Linked DNA regions of Mus musculus: region 2 is linked to region 1. The links are chromatin loops, found by intact Hi-C in ENCODE. Cell type or tissue: heart. All regions are shown on one strand. Links, peaks and the distances in the headings refer to the core of each region. The heading gives the core; the rest is flanking DNA. Region 1 overlaps 9330158H04Rik (RIKEN cDNA 9330158H04 gene). Region 2 has its middle 110 kb from the start of Chrm2.

Region 1 (8,347 bases), core at 60-8,059:
AGGTCTTAAAATATGCTGTCTCCCTGGTAGTGCCATGCTTTTTGAAATAGGCATGGAAGGTGAGATATATATATATCTTTAATAAAGCATTTGGATTAATTTTTATGGTTCATTGTGAATCCCTTTGGAGAGAAACTGGGCACACCGGTTTAGGGTATTAGATTCTGACCCTTATCCTCAGTGACTATCCTGCCAAACATTTCAATTCTCTCCTCTACCCTGTCACAACACACCCTGACTATTTTGAGTGCATTCTTTTCCTCTGTGCCATCAGGTTTCTAAAGAAGTTGCAGTGCCACTACCCAGGGGAGAAGGTGAGCAAAGTGAAGGGTACAGGCACATTTTCACAGCTATTCTGTTTTCGGTACCTACTTTCCCTAAGAGCTACATGCAGTGGGCTTCTGGGATGCATTTGAGCAGATTAGAAATTGAATTTAGTAGGAGAGCCATGCTGAGTTTTTAGTGCAGGAAGCTTAGTGCAGGAGTGCAAAACAGGCATGGCTCCTTTCTTTCCCAGACCTGCTATATACTTTGAGGTTAATATAGAGGATGTTTCTCGGGGTTGTTTTATAGGTCATGAGCAACAGCTCCATTGGGGCATCTAATATTCCTTAGTAGGTGTTCTTTCCATGATTTCTTCCCAAACATACTATATATTTTCATCTATCTATCTATCTATCTATCTATCTATCTATCTATCTATCCATCTATCTCTCTATTGGTATTTCTTTATCTATCTATCTATTGATATTTCTTTACCTATCTCTGTCTTTTTGTGTACATGTCTCTTCTATTCTCTTTCCAGCTGATGAAGTGATATAGCAATGGTTTAAATTCATTTTTATTTTATTGTTTACCCTTTAATTCAATGATTTTCTTTTAATTCATAAGTTACATTTACTTTACATAGCTCCAGCTTATAACCAACTATCAATTATAAATTCTACAAGAAATAAAGAATAATGTAAGAAAAAATTTTTGACTCTCACATTTTGAACAGAGCCAAGCCTAAGTAGTCATAGTTTAAAAAAAAAAAAGTAGCAGCATAAGATTTTTCTTTAAAAAAAATTTTTTGTGTGAATTATCTAGGGCCAGAGAAGTGGCTCTGCAGCTAAGGGCATGTGCTGCCTTTTAGAAGATCTGGATTCAGTTCCCAGCACCCACAAGATAACACTCTGTAACTGTAACTCCAGTTCCTGAAGATCTGATGACCTCTTCTGGTCTCAGGGGCCACTGCATGTACATATTGCACAGATATACATGTAGGCAAAACACCAATATACATAAAGTAAATAAATATTTGAAGAGTTTAAAGAATTTATCTTAACATATATAGAATTTTGTAGACACAAATGTAACAAGTACCAATTCTAGCCTAGCACAAATTTTAGAACTCTTCCATGACAAGCATCATGTTTTCTAGAGGGATTTTTAAAAATATCTCCTATAACTGTCAAGTTGTAAGTGACTAACTACACCACATAGAGTTGGATCTCAATAAATGAACATAGACAAAACTGGCTTGTCTAATGGAGAAAGAGTCTATTGTGCTTACAGCCTGGGTATAGTGACCACACCCCAAATTAGACACGATTAGGGCCAAGAAATCATCCAGTAATAATTCAAGAAGGGATAATATGTCAATCAACAACAACTATAGCATCAGAACTTATGGTGGATATCGCCTGGTGATGATACAATACCTCCTAGAACCAAAACTCTAATTGGGCATTAGTGAACGCTTATTCTCTCTTAAGGATTGGAAAAAAACTTTCAAATTAAGAGATGGGAATGAAAAACTGGTTTCCTGCTATGAATATGTAGATTATGGTGTCTTATGTTATGCAGTTTTAGTATTGGTTAGGTTTTAGACATGGTTCCAGTTGTTAAAAATGGATAGTTCCCACTGTTGATGTTTTTAGGACCCAGGGACAAGATATTGTTGAAGTACTTTCTGTGACAAGTCAGGGTTGTCCTCTGCTTCAGAGTAAGAATTTTATTCTTATTCACTGATGGTTGGTTAAGAATAAAGGGTACCTAGAATCCATGGTTTACACAAGACTGTTGAGTCCATAAAAGTAAAAAAAAAGGGAATGAGACAGTATTTACTGGCATGACTTGAGATACAGCACTCATTTTCTGCCTAAATAGAATGTCCTTGATCCCAACCACATAGTTCTTGATAGTCTCAGAATATATATTATTTTGATTTAGGCAGTAGATAATACCCAAAATTACAGTTTAGCCCTAAAAGCAAGCTTACTTCTTACACCTGACTAGCGTTCCTTCCTCTCTGACGTTGTCCAGCAGACACTGATACCGATGTGATGGCATAGGATCATCCAGCACCACTGTTCTCAGAATCTGAACTGCTGACCTACCACTCTCACCTTCAGTTACTAGTCCTTCTCCCCTTCATTCTATCACACATGACTGTTAGTCAACTCTGGGACAAAATGCATAGAAACCTTATAAAATATTCTCAAGCATAGTGAAGGTGTAAATCATAGTTAAAGATCAACTTCTAGCTTTGCAGTTCATTCTGTGAACATAGACTCCAGTTCTTAGTTACTTTGCCCATATCCCCATGGCCGTTATATAATTAGAACAATCTATAACAGCAATACCAAGTGTCTTTTTCTTGAGAAATTACAGAAGTGTTCTTGTGCAAGAAACATTCATTGCTATATAAACAGTCAGCTTATTACTTCTAAAACACAAAAGTTTTAAAAGTTAGTAAGCAAGAATCATATAGAGGAGACCAGAAATGTAACTAAAGCATAGTGCCTTGGGTAGAGAGTGCAAACGTGTCTTTCCTGTCATGGACTTCTTCACTAAGTCACTGGAAATGAGACCACAGTACCTAGTGACTGGCGTTTTACTTCTCCTTTCTGACTGCTATAAATCAAGGGCATAAGATTTTCCTTCATCGCCACTGACAATGTCTCTAACTTCAGCTACTTCACTGGTCACTAATTTAAATATTCAAACAACTTTCAACATCCATAAAGTCATACTTGTTTCAAGGGTCCATACCATATATACAGTATTTGCCAACAAGACATCAGCCCTAGAATCAGCTTCCTAAACTACAAGTAGCACAGCATCTTTCAGAAACCTCGATGTATAGCATCAAACATTTTATCTATGGTTCCTAAGTAGAAATAGTTTTTCCTCTCTCTTCAGTTGGATCTAAAAACTCTTAGTGGTTTCACATCATTGATAGGTAAAAAATATTGAACGTTATTTAATATTTTGTTGAATTAGTACCAATACCTTAAATCCAGTTCATGGCAAGCTCCTGGAAAACACTTTCCCTGGAGAATCCATCTGACAGTCTCAGGCCAGCTCATTGCACTTCATAGCACTGTCGAAGCAAAACAGCAATGGCAGCTTGTTTATGTAAAATTGTTCAATCAAAAATATTTTCCAGCAAGCCATAGACACAGTGTATCCCATAACTGTCATCAATAACACAAGAAAGAGTACATTGTGTCTGCTATAGAGTTCTCAGAGTAGGAGTTGGGTAGTAATCGTTGAAGACATTCAATGATTACCAATACATGTTTATTCAGCATCCTTTTAAAATTAACTCTCTTTCGAAGGTAATGTTTGTCAATGCAGGAAGATCTTGCAGTCATAGAGCACACATATTGTTCCTAGAACTACGCTACATCATTCCCTTCTCTGGGGATTTGTAAAGTTCTGCCCTTGAGACCTCTTCTAAATGAGGTCCTTAATCCATGGATCCAGTCACCTTGTGGATTAAATGAGCAAGAAAGAACAGGTTCCGCTTGTATCTTCTTGGCACAGTGAATCTGGGCAGGCTTTAGTGCTTGCTTCGTTAGGCGCTCTACAAGGAGAGAGTGTTTCTAAGGTGAAAAGACCTGCATGTGGTAATATTACTGATCATACATGATCGAGTCTTACTTTTGAAAAATGTTCTTTTCTGCATGAGCGCTATCTCAGTCACTTTGAAATAGAGGGTAAGTCAAGTTTAGCAAGGAGCCTTTGGGGTGCTGCTGTGCTCCCGAAACATGCTTTTTATCATGGCTTCTCTCTCCAACTTTCCTGTGATGTGATGACCCATAGCTAGCTTAAGAAACTTGTCTGTTACATGATCTGAGAAAATATATGAACTCCCATGAGTAAGGGCTTGGTTTGTTGGAAATTCTACAGAAAGCAGGTTTCCCTATGGACTAAGTTGGTGTTAAGTATTCCTGGAAGACTCTTCTGTAAAAGAAAATAAAATCAGAGTCACTGATTCAAATCATCAGGGAGTCCTGTTCATAATGGAGGAACGGGACTCTTTCCTTTGAACTCGCTAGAATCTTAGCTCCACCAGAAATTCCAGCATCCCACTTAGACTTCAGGAAGAGAAATTTAAATTGTTTGTCAACCTCATAGAAGCAGGAGGAGTGGGGATGGGATAGAGAGTTTCCGGAGGGGAAACCGGGAAAGAGAATAATATTTGAAATGTAAATAAAGAAAATATCCAGTAAGAAAAAGAAAATTGTTTGTGGAAAAGATACACTTGAAATGGACACATTTGGGACTCCTCAGCCCCTGTCCCTGTGTGGGTCTTCAGCTCTGCCTCCTGGTGGGAGGAATGAATACAGACTAAATGCTCCTCTGAGCAACCCAGCATCCCACCTGTCTGTTTCCCTCTGTGTACTCAACACTGGTTTATCAGCGGCTGCTTAACATTTTGCACCATGAGGCCCCTCCCCCACCACCATTTCTTCCTTCTTAATATTCCCCATTTAGAACAGACCTCTGTATTTTAAATATCTCAGACTCAGCAGCAGTAAATGCTTTTTAGGCTTTGGATAACACTATCAAGGCTAAGACAGGATGAGTTTAAAACATCTGTGATGCCAAACTTCCAGGAAAAGGGGGGACAAGTAACAGAGCATTGTTTGTCATTCTGTCACTAAACACTGTCACTCAGAATCAGTCCCATTTGTGTATGAAAACTTCTGCTGCAGGGTATGCAAAAGAAAGGCTTAGGATTTTTCTATGACAAAAGGACATCATCTTTTCTAGCTGAAGAATAGAAGCTTTTAAATTACCCTCTGGGAGTGTTTGTAGGGAAAATAAATAACTCTAAGAAGAATGGCATGCCTATTGTGGGGCTGTTATTGAGATTTTTAAAACAACAGAATTACTGAAAAGCCCATTCCAAGTGACTGTCACTGGAAGACCCACTTTGAACCCATGAATGTTATATTCCAAACTGAATCACAGAAAAATAAAAGTTCCATAGGTGTACATATGAGGTATCAAGCTGCTTCCCCCTACCCCGAGCTCCTAAGCCTCGTGCTTGCCTCTCTGTACCACTTGGAACAGTTTTATGGGTGGGAGACTGAGGGCAATAAGATCTACTCTAGTTCATTTTCCTTCCATAAGCCAAGACTTCCCCTGTATTTTTTTTCAGGTCCTTAAAAATAGAAAAAGTGGGAGGGGGCAAATGTATGGCTGCCAGACCTGGTGGGAAACCACCAGAGTTCAACTCACCCTAAATCCACTTACAATGAGAGAGTAGTGATCCGTACATATAACTACTGAAACCTCCTTCCTCTTGCACTGAAATCAACATGGTGCAGTAAAATGCGTGCCACGTCTCCAGGACTGAGAGCCAACCAGATCCCTTCTTCTTTGATTACTGGTGACCTTGTTTCTAGTCTTGCTAAAAAGTGAACTTTGCAGAAGACTCAAAGTCATGCCCTGGGGGCATTGGCTCTCCTCATCACATGCCTAAAACTAGCATTATAAGGAGGTAGGTAATGAAGTTTGGCTTCACAAGTGGAAATTACTAATTTATTAGAGTGCTTTGAGGTGGAAAATAGTCATGCAGATAAAGGGAAACCCACAGATGCATTCTACAAAGTCTTTAAAAAGCACTTTTGAAAATGTTCCACACCAAGAGTTACTAATAAATGCAAACACTATATTCCTGGGGTGAAGGAACACTCTTTTATCTCAGAAAGTGAACTTGTTTAAGAGATGAAAATAAAATGCTCAGAAAACTCACGACCATTTCCTGTACAGAAAGAAACTAGAAAGGGGAAAGACTGAGGCTCCCTGGAGTCAGTGTGATGATGGACTATGTTTAACATGCATCTCGCATCCCTCTGGTGGGTAGCGTCCTTCGTGTTTTGCCTGCAATGCTCCCTGGTAAACACTTTCAAAGAGGTCACAGGCATGAATGACCCAGGAATCTGAATCCTTAAATCTGAGCTGACAACCTGCAGCCATAGCTAAATTGCCATGTGCCCAAAACAAACAAACAAACAAACAAACAAACAAACAAATAAATCTGCTGAGAACTTTGCAGCAATTGACTCTACTGTTCTATCTAACAAATCTAAAACATATCCATTTTATAGACTAAAAAGTTGACATTCAGAGTAGTTAAATAATTTCTTCACTTCACCGACAGTGAGTGGCCAAGATACAACAAGCCTTCATGATAAAAGATAAAGTTGTTCTGGGTAATGACGTAAGAAAGTGGGCACTTTTGAGGCTTGCTTGCTGAGAGTGTCACTTCTGTTTCTAGCTCCTAGGAAAATCCTGATGGTTGTGAGCCTTTGCTGGCTATTTACTTACTTCCCAGTTTAAAATAGGTAGCTCCTTTTAGGAAGAACAGAGTCATAATGGGAAGCAAAAACAGAACCAGAGTCCAGGTTACTAAATGCTTGGGTTTTCTTTGTTGCTTGTCAGGAGCTTCTTCTTCTTTTTGTTGTTGTTCAGTTTCAGTGTGTGTGTGTGTGTGTGTGTGTGTGTGTGTGTGTGTGTGTGTGTGAGTGTGTGTGCACAACCATGCAAGCATGCACAAGTGCATTCACAAAAACCTCAGGCATGTTATGACAATGTGAATTTCTGAAGGCGTCTTAGAGATAGGAGCAGATAGAATGTTTGTGAACTTACGTTCTGTAGTACCCAACAGAGAAGGGGGGAAAATGAAAATAAGAATCAGCTGCTTACTGACTGAAACCTAGTTCTGGGGTAGATTGAGGGCGATAATGTTCAGAACTGCCTTTCTCAAACAAGACTAAAATGCCTGCGTGGGACTCAGAGGGCAACGACATACCCTTACCATCCTTTACACCAGGATGGCTTTTATCCAGCAAAATTGAATCTGTGTCAGTCCTACTTAGGCATAGCTGTAGGATTTTCATTCACCAATGAATTTATATTAGTGTATAATTTATAGTGTTGATGGTCAGCCTCTCTACAAGAGCTTCATGTGGGTATTTATTCTCAAAGATGAGAAACTCAGAAAGAAAAGGAACCGTGGTTTCATTATTCTGTGTGCTCTTTAACACCCAGCCAAGGACAGGGCAACACGAACTGAGCTGAATTCCATTGAGCATAATAAATAGCAATTTCTCTGTCTCTGCGATCAAAAAAGAGATAGGTCCTGTTCTTTGTTACTTAGTTTAAGGTTCCAATGACTCCTTCTTTAATTCTATTTGGCAATGAAAGCCTCATTCGGTAGCACATATTTATGTCATCAGATACAATATACATCATCAAGAGCAATTGTCCTCAACGACACCTTAGAATAATCACATTATGATATTATCAAATAAGTTCCATACTTTCAAACAATGGGTATAAATCTGGGAAAGAATTTCTCATTAAAATAAATGAAGGCAAAAATTAGTCCATGCTCTGAACACAGGAAGTTCACATCTTTTATTTTCCTCGATAGACAGCAAAATCCCACCTCACCAACACCTCACTAGTACACTCTCTTAACTACTACTCCCCATTAACTGATGGAACACACAGGCATCGACCTGTTTGGGAAGAAAGAAAAAAAAACAGCAAAGACAGATAAATATCTGTTTCTTTCTAATACATTAGTTAGCATCAAAGAAAGAAATAAACAATCTGAACAATTCTCCATGACTATATATTTAGTACAAAGTACATTTATTCTAACATTTCCCCACCTGGAAACACGGGGCATAAGTATCTTCTGCAATCAACAAGCCTTCTTCCCAATGTGCCCTGTCACCTTTGTAGCAACCTGGCACCTGCTGACATGGGACCTAGGGGTGGTGGTGGTGGTGATTGCAAAGGTTGTGGTGTAGAAATTGCAGACCGAGAACTGGGCTCCGGGGTCGGACATGGAGAGATGCAGAAAAGAGCTGAGAGAGAAAGCTGTCATATTTGCACCGAAGAACCGCCAAATCAGAGCGCAGAGAAGATTTCATTGGCGGAGCCCCCTTCAACGGCAACTAATCCTGTCAGAACGAAAGAAAATTGTAAATGCTCTCTCCAGAAACTGTCCGCCCATTGCAGCTAATCGAACACAAACGCACAAATAGAGGCACCA
Region 2 (8,347 bases), core at 38-8,037, 110 kb before region 1:
GGAAAGAGGGAGCAAACAACTGGGTGGCTGGAGCTTCTATCTTCGGCAATTTGCAGGGTTAGACTAGACAATTAAAACCAGGTCATTTATTTTCCCCAAATAGCTTCTTTGAAGACACATGCAACCATGTGTTCCTGCTTTTACTTTATTGGATTCACTGGATAAGGCCACGTGAATTGATAATATGAATTTTCAAGTCAATATCCTAGGCTTGTATCTCTCTCACCAAATTAAAGAGTGGTGGGTTCTGAATTTGTAAGGTTTTGTTTTGTTTTTTTCTGTTGTTGTTTTTACATTTGTAATTAAAGTTCTGCTGACACAGAGCTTGAATCGATTAACAAAATTTTGTCCAATGACTATCTATGACTCCAATTTAGAATAGACTAGCTATGTGATAAACATGTCAGTTATTGAAAAAAAGATGATTTAGACTCATCAGAAGTGATCACTCTTTTAACGTGAGTAGGAACATTTCCTGAAGCTTGAATAATGAATGCAATGTTTTGTACAAAAATTCCCTCTCCATAAATAAGTTATGTGGGAACTTCAGCCCAACTTATCCCAAGTAGGATGTTACAAATATTCCAGATTCCTGCCCTCTTGCAACACTTTTCAGATTTGAACTCTAACAGGATTGAGATTTCTAATCTTTAAAATGCAAAAAAGCAAGGAACATTGGCAATAGCTTTGTCTGGTTTAGTACCATAACAAGTATAATTGTAGCCTAAACATCCATATTAATGAGAAGCCTGGGGTTAGTTATGGGTAAGAAGCCAGAAAGAAGCCAGAAAACATAATATGAATTGATCATTTTGGCAACAGATGTGAGCATGCCCAGTGAAATGTTGTGTTTTATCTAATACCAACTGGAGTCTTTGTGTACACTCTACCAACAGACATATCCATAACCTTGATGCACAATGCCCCATGTGCTCCTTTGAGTGTCCTCTTAGCTTTCTTGCTGTATATTTACCTCTGAAATAAATCTCCCATCTAAGAGACGATTGGGCAGGCTTTATAAACAGCCAGCTGTGATCAGGAAATGAGCCGCAGGATCTTGTAAGAGGTAATCAATGGGGAATTAGCCTTTATATAATACAAATGTGTATCAGCAGTGACAAACTGATTTCTGATTTTCATCCCAGGTCTGACACTGGATGCTTAGAACATTGTGCTTTCCTGTATTAAATTCCACATCAGATGAGTGAGTCTTGGATAAGGCACAAAGTGCCATACTCGGACTCACACTTTTGCTCACATTGAGTGCAGTCTGGGAAGAGGAGGGCTAAATAATCCCAAGGATATTGCTCTCACATAGCACTTTGCAAAAGCAAAATCAGAGCCTGGCAATTTTTAAAGATATTTCCAAAATCACCATGTATGAAAGAACAGAGGCCAAGCAACACACAAGGAAATGACAGACGAGAAAACTTAATAAACCAACATCCATAAAGAGTGCACAATTTCTAAGGAAAGGAGGGGGAGTGGATTGAGGGGAGGGAGGAGGAGAAAAGGAAATAGCACTGGGAGGGACAGTGGGAGGAGAAATTGCTGTCCGGATGTAATATATAACAGAAGAATAAATTAATTTAAAAAAGAATTGCACATTTTAATTGTCACTCAATTGTGTTAGTTCCTGTTACAGTAGCAAGGTACCTTAAAAACTAACTCAGGAGGACAAAAGAATAATTTTGATACAGAGTTTGAAGGTTACAGCTCCTGAGGTAATGGCCTCATCATTATGAGCCTGTGACACTGAAGCATATCATAGGAGCAGGATATAGCAGGCTACAAACTGTTCATCTCATGTCCACAAAGAGAAAGAGAATATGAAGATGCAGACCCTCACCTATCTTTAGGGTCATGTCCTCTGAGCTCTGAACCTCTCTAGTTAAGTAACATCCATTACCGGTTTCACTATTGTCTAATATAAACACCCTGAGGACTCCATCCAATAGCTGACTTTATTACATGGAACTTTGGACATGGCTGAAGATCTAACCCAAAGCATTTATTTGGGTTTCAGAATTTTTAAAAATTGAATTATAACTATATCATTTTCTCCATCATAATTCTTCCTACATCTCCAAAACATATCTACCCTCCTCTCACATCCGCAACCTACTTTAACCATTCTTGTTACATATACAAATGCAAGAATAAGCATATATATAACCCACTTAGTCCTTTCAATTCATGTAGCCTGCATGTATAGGGCTGACCACGTGGTATAAGATAACCAATCAGAAGCTTATTCCTAGAAAAGACTACTCCCTCTCTCAACAGTTGTTAATTGCTTGTAACTCTTCATAGAGAGGGGAATCAATGCGATTTCCCCATTGCGTTGGGATGTCAGAACTACTCAGACCTTGTTTAGGCAGATGTGTTGTTGCAATTTCATGGGCATAGCCTCCTGTGGTTGATCTTAGCCAAAAGGCTGAGAAACAATATAGCTCCTTATCATGTCAACAAGGTACAATCTCATAGAAGACTTACTAGGCTTCTGGCTCTTGTAATCTTTCTGAACATCCTCCATGTTTCTTGAGTCTTGGGTGTAAGGTCATATTGTGGATGTATCAGTTAGGGCTAGGCACCCATAGTCAGTTACTCTCTGTGTTTTGATCATTTGCAGCTTTCTCTAAATGTCTCCTGCTGGAAAAAAAGAGAGAGAAATTTTGATACAGTATAACATCTACACTTATTGTTGACTTTAATGATACATATTTAGAATATATGTAAGAATTATACTGACTTAGGAAATTGGCAGTATTGGGTTTTTTTCTAAGATCTTTGCCCCCACTAATCACAGGTAGTTAGCTATGTTTTCAGTTCCTTCCTTGATTTCCCTCCTGTAACCTGGGCCTTAGATCTAATTAAACAGCTGTTATTTATGACCAAAACACAAGGGTCAGGTTTATGCCTTTAGAGATATTTTGCCATGCTCACTCTTGATCCCCAAAGGTTCATGGTCATCTCATAATGAAAAATGTCTTCAATCTGTCTGTGTTTGTTTGTTTTTTGTTTGTTTGTTTTTTGTTTTTTATTAGATATTTTCTTCATTTACATTTCAAATATTATCCTGAACATTCCCTATACGCTCCCCTCCCCCGCCCTGTTCCCCTACCCACCCACTCCCACTTCTTGGCCCTGGCATTCCCCTGTAAAGTGGCATATAAAGTTTGCAAGACCTAGGGGCCTCTCTTCCCAGTGATGGCCAACTAGGCCATCTTCTGCTACATATGCAGCTAGAGACACGAGCTCTGGGGGTACTGGTTAGTTTGTATTGTTGTTCCACCTATAGGGTTGCAGACCCCTTCAGCTCCTTGGGTACTTTCTCTAGCTCCTCCATTGGGGGCCCTGTGTTCCATCCAATAGCTGACTGTGAGCATATGGGATGGATCCACCGCTGGGGTAGTCTCTGGATGGTCCACCCTTTCATCTTAGCTCCAAACTTTGTCTCTGTAACTCCTTCCATGGGTATTTTGTTCCTTATTCTAAGGAGGAATGAAGTATCCACACGTTGGTCTTCCTTCTTCTTGATTTTCTTGTGTTTTGCAAATAGTATCTTGGGTATTCTAAGTTTCTGGGCTAACATCCACTTATTAGTGAGTGCATATCACGTGACTTATTTTGTGATTGGGTTACCTCACTAAGGATGATATCCTCCAGATACATCCATTTGCCCAAGAATTTCATAAATTCATTGTTTTTAATAGCTGAGTAGTACTCCATTGTGTAAATGTACCACATTTTCTGTATCCATTCCTCTGTTGAGGAACATCTGGGTTCTTTCCAGCTTCTGGCTATTATAAATAAGGCCTCTATGAAACTCTTATCTGTTGCAGAATTAATTACTCAAAAGTAAAAACCTGAAACTCAAAGAGTTCCTATAAAAGGAAGCGATGGCACAGTGGCCAAAGAGCAGAACAGCAAGTGCGTGGTGAGCAGGTGCAGTGTGCCCAATGGTGGCCAAGAATAGGTCCCTCAAATGGGCTCAGTGCATTCTCACATCTGTCCCCACTTCCCATTATGTTATTGGTGAGGAAATTCCCCCTCTATTATGACAAAAATATGCAAATTAAGCACAAAATAAAAGTATGTCTTAGGAAAACTTGAAAAATAAAATAAGATAATGCACATTTCTAAGTTAAAATGGTGAGATAGACCCAGAACAAATGCTCCTATTTTAAACAGAATGGATAAAAAATTAATTATGAAGAGAAGGCAGCCTAAAGCAAGACTGAAGAGCAGCAGATCAAGAATTAAATCCTAATCCCCATGGCCAACATCCAGGACACTGCGATGAGCCTGGAGCTACTAATAATTTGGATAGCCTTTTTGGTTTTGGCTGGTTTCAGCCCACATGGTCACATACTTGAGCTGCCTTTGTTAGCTGTCTCTAGCTTTCCATGAAGATAACATGCTTCTAGTCTCCTAACACTTACAGCATTCTGAAGTTCTACCTTGTTTCACTGGACAGACTTCTGCACATCATCAGATATATTTCAATGATAAGTAAATGCTGCGCATGTGTTAGTATCAGTCCAATAAAATGATTTATGACATGCAATTAAAAGGAAAAATGAACAAAAAAGCCTTTTAAGTATCTTAGCTTTTTTCAATATATACAACATTTGTAATTTCTAGAGATAACAAAAAGGGGAAAGACAATATTTGTAATTTCTAGAGATAACAAAAGGGGGAAGGAAACTTTTTTTTTGTTTTTTGTTGTTTTTTTTTTTTTTTTTTTTTTTGCATTAGCAACATAACTTTGGAGTTTACTGAAGGTGCTCACTGAGAACGGTGGATATTCTCACATCCATGTGGGGGAAAGGAGATGTGGTGCTCACACTGACCCTGTGATGAGATTGAAGGGAGAACCAATTAAGTTAGACAATTGATGAGCTACCCAGTGAGTGAAGGGATTGATTGAAGTAAACACTCCTGACTTAAAGGAGACACCAGAGGAAATTCTATTTTTCTGGGATTCCCCTAAGAAATCAATACCATGGTGTATTTTTATGTAAAAATAAAGATAAAAGGGAACTGAAGTAGATAAAATTAACTTTCAATACCCTTGAATTGGTAGCATCCTGGGGTTCCTATCAAAACCTAACTAAAACAGGACTGTTAAATGTTATGCTCTCAATTCAAGACTCACAAGCACCTATGAATGTCGATTAATTCAATACATAGTTCCCAGGAAGGCTAGGATATCTCTTATTGATCAGAATTAGTGTACATATCAAAAATAGGAAATAAAAAGCACAATTATTTCTCAGCCACTAACAATATGAAAATAAGAACAAATAAAACAGAAAATAACTACTTTAAAATGTTTAAAGCTATAACAGTGAAAACAAAAAGAAAGAGCCTTAAAAAACTATCAGGTAAATATAGAACAAGTAAACAAAATCCCTACCAATGAGAACTATAGTTATTAAGATTTAGAATAAACTTAACACAATATATGCAAGTGAAAAAATGATATCATTAACCTAGGAAGCTCTGCTGCTGGAATGCAAAATGATAATGCTAGCTAGTGTAAACAGTCCATTGATAACTTAGAGAGTAAAACATAATCTTAGCTTACAACCTAGTGATCTCACAGTGAGATAAATACCAGAGAGATCAAATATACACATCAGTGTAAAAACCAGGAATGCTGAGATGGTTATGAATGAAGTGATTGTATTTATAGTCAACTTTGTGAAGTAATATACTCTAGTGGTATGATCATACCTGCAGTGGAAGATAATTGAGTAAGAGGAATTTACAAATGATATGTGCAAATTACCTAGATGAAACAAAGAATACAGACTTACAGGATAATATGTATGTATGTATATATATATATATATATATATATATATATATATATATATGAATGAAAGAATATATGTAGCATTTTGTTCTATGGTAATGTCATAGTTGTCTTGATTGTTAGTTGATTTAGTAGGGCCTGGCCCACTGTGGGTGAAACCATGCTCTAGGCAGGTAGTGCTGGGCTGTATAAGGCAGATAGGTAATCATGCACGTGCAGGTGAGCTAACAGGCAGCCTTCTTTTCCAGTTTCTTCCTCAAGTTCCTATTTGAGTTCCTGTCCTAACTATTCTCATTGATAGACTGTTTCCTGAAAGTGTAAGCCAAATATACCCTTAACCCACTCAAGTTGCTTTCAGTCTGATTCTTTATTACAGTAACAGAAAGGAAAGGAAACTAGTGCAGACAACATCCTGGGAGGGGTAAATATCATTAGTGATGATAGAAGGTTGATTACAAAGGAAACTAAGGACATTGGGAAGTTAGTGATGAAACCTATACATGTTGATTGTGGTGATTGGTACATAACTCTGCATTTGTCAGAAATCACAATGCTTAATGGAAAAGAGTGAGTTGTATTTTTTGGAAATAGGAGTCAAAAATAAAATTTATAATATAAATTAAAACAACTGAAGGCAATTTGTTATAAATTATATGGCTTTATACTAACCCATCTGATGAGGCTTCACCAAGAAATTTATCTGGGAGATTAATCTATAATTAATGTATCTAACAATTAAGTCTCTGTGGTTGCTGACACGTCTCCCAAAATGATTGATACTGAAGATGGATTGATACAATAAACAATTTTAATCAAACATTCTATAGAACTATAGCTATTAAACCATAACAGGAAGCAGATGCTCATTTAATCTTGAGTGACACTTATTAACAGTGTTAAAGAACACCAAGCACAAAAATGAATGTTCTAGAAGCTGGCTGCAGCAGATAGCCATTACCATATCTAAGTGTGAGGATACACACACAGGGCCTAGTGGGAAGACTTCATAAATTACTTGACTTGAAAGTCCAAGCATCAATGTTTTATCCCCATAACCCACATAAAAGTATCAACTGTGGTGACACTTGCTGATAATCTCAATAGTGGTGAGGACAGAAGCAATTAGATCCCTGGAGCTCCCTAGCCATCTTTTCTTGCCTAATTAGTGTTCTCTAGGTCAATAAGAAACCCTTTCTCTAAGGAAATTGGCAGTGTTTCTAAGAGTGACAGGCAAGGTTGTCCTCTGCCCCACTCTGTCTTCTGGCTCTTACATTCCAGCAACCTCTCCTGTGCTGTTTCCTGAGCTTTGGAGAAAGTGGTATAAATGACCTATTTAGAGTTGAATAACTAAAAATCACTTACTCTTGTATCTTGGAGCCATCCATCTCTACACGAGAAAAAGAAACTTCTCTGCATGCTGCTCAAAGTGGCATTTGTAGGTGGGTATAAACCAAATTTTTTTAGAAATCAGCATGGTGCCATGTCCACTTAGTTAAACCACAGCAGTGAGTTCTCCCTAGGGCCCAAGAGCACCTAAGTATGGCCTTTGACTGGGTTTATATTACTATTTGTGGATTCGCTCTTATGGAGCAGGCTTCAGATTCAAGCAAAGAGTGGATGGTTATAAGCACAACTGTGCCATTATGTACCAGTGGACATATCTTGCCTGGAAGGTTGGTATTGTAGGTCCTAGGGTTATCTTCCAACAGCCTTCATGGTGACAACCTTGTTCCTGCCTTATTTCTCTACCTTGAAACCAAGGTGTGTTGTCACAGTATATCTCAATCAAAATCCTCATAATTTTAAATATATAGTGGTCACCTATATGACTGTATGAGATGGCTATTATAATCATTTACACTTTACAGATTAAGTGTTTGGGACATGAAGAATTTGAAAAACTTCTCTCCATGGTCACATCAAGTATCATCTGTGGGACTCAGAAATCAGGAAACTTGATCCTGCTCTGTGACATCTAGACTCATAAATTTATCAAAAATAAAAAGTAAGAGTAGATTTAAATTCAATACACTATTAAAATCATAGGACAGACTAATTTAACTGTGGTTATTTATATATCTTTATCTTTGGGCTTCAATCTCCCAGTTTTGTAATGTTTGGATCTGTTTTCTTTTTCTCCAGAATACTGGACAACATATGCCATTTATATTGAGACAGGCATCTTTATGTTGCTGAGGTTCCATTAGTACAGTGTCTTTATGTCATTTATTGTTGACATTTATATGTGTGGTGTCATTTGATCCTATTGAAAACTTGTGAGGGGAAAGGCTGAATATATTTGGAAAGGAAAACTGGCTGAGGTGAATGTTTTCAGCCCTGAGTACAGCGCGGCCCTGGACGTGATTTACTGAATGGGCTCTTCTGACCCATATCCCAAAATAAGCCACATGAGCAGTTGTTAAATGTAGAATTGAAAAGTGAAGAATTGAACTGATGGGTAATTTTTCCCCAAAATGAGGTTGCATATACCAGCAGACCATACTTTTAGAGTGGGAGACAATG

The links. A loop is a pair of places that touch in the nucleus more often than their neighbours do. Peaks named below come from ENCODE experiments on the same cell type or tissue, not always from the same donor. Only the 100,000 strongest peaks of a DNase experiment are listed, where the experiment ranks them.
Region 2: it touches region 1 in a loop (2.2-fold over the local background); 2 of 42 quality-filtered maps call a loop at or near these places.

What each region holds. Positions count from the first base shown.
Region 1 is chr6:36,379,702-36,388,048 of GRCm38, forward strand. 9330158H04Rik (RIKEN cDNA 9330158H04 gene) reads right to left here. Exons shown (of 6, transcript NR_015589.1): 2 at 7,962-8,255; 3 at 3,277-3,367. It also overlaps a transcript of Chrm2 not described here. Among named protein-coding and RNA genes, the nearest start is that of Chrm2, 4.2 kb to the right of the region's middle. In heart, for the core only: a CTCF peak has its summit at 4,604 (motif pointing left); no DNase peak of the experiment used is centred there; H3K4me3 peaks cover 145 bases; H3K27ac peaks cover 59 bases.
Region 2 is chr6:36,271,821-36,280,167 of GRCm38, forward strand. No RefSeq gene overlaps it. Among named protein-coding and RNA genes, the nearest start is that of Chrm2, 110 kb to the right of the region's middle. In heart, for the core only: no CTCF peak of the experiment used is centred there; no DNase peak of the experiment used is centred there.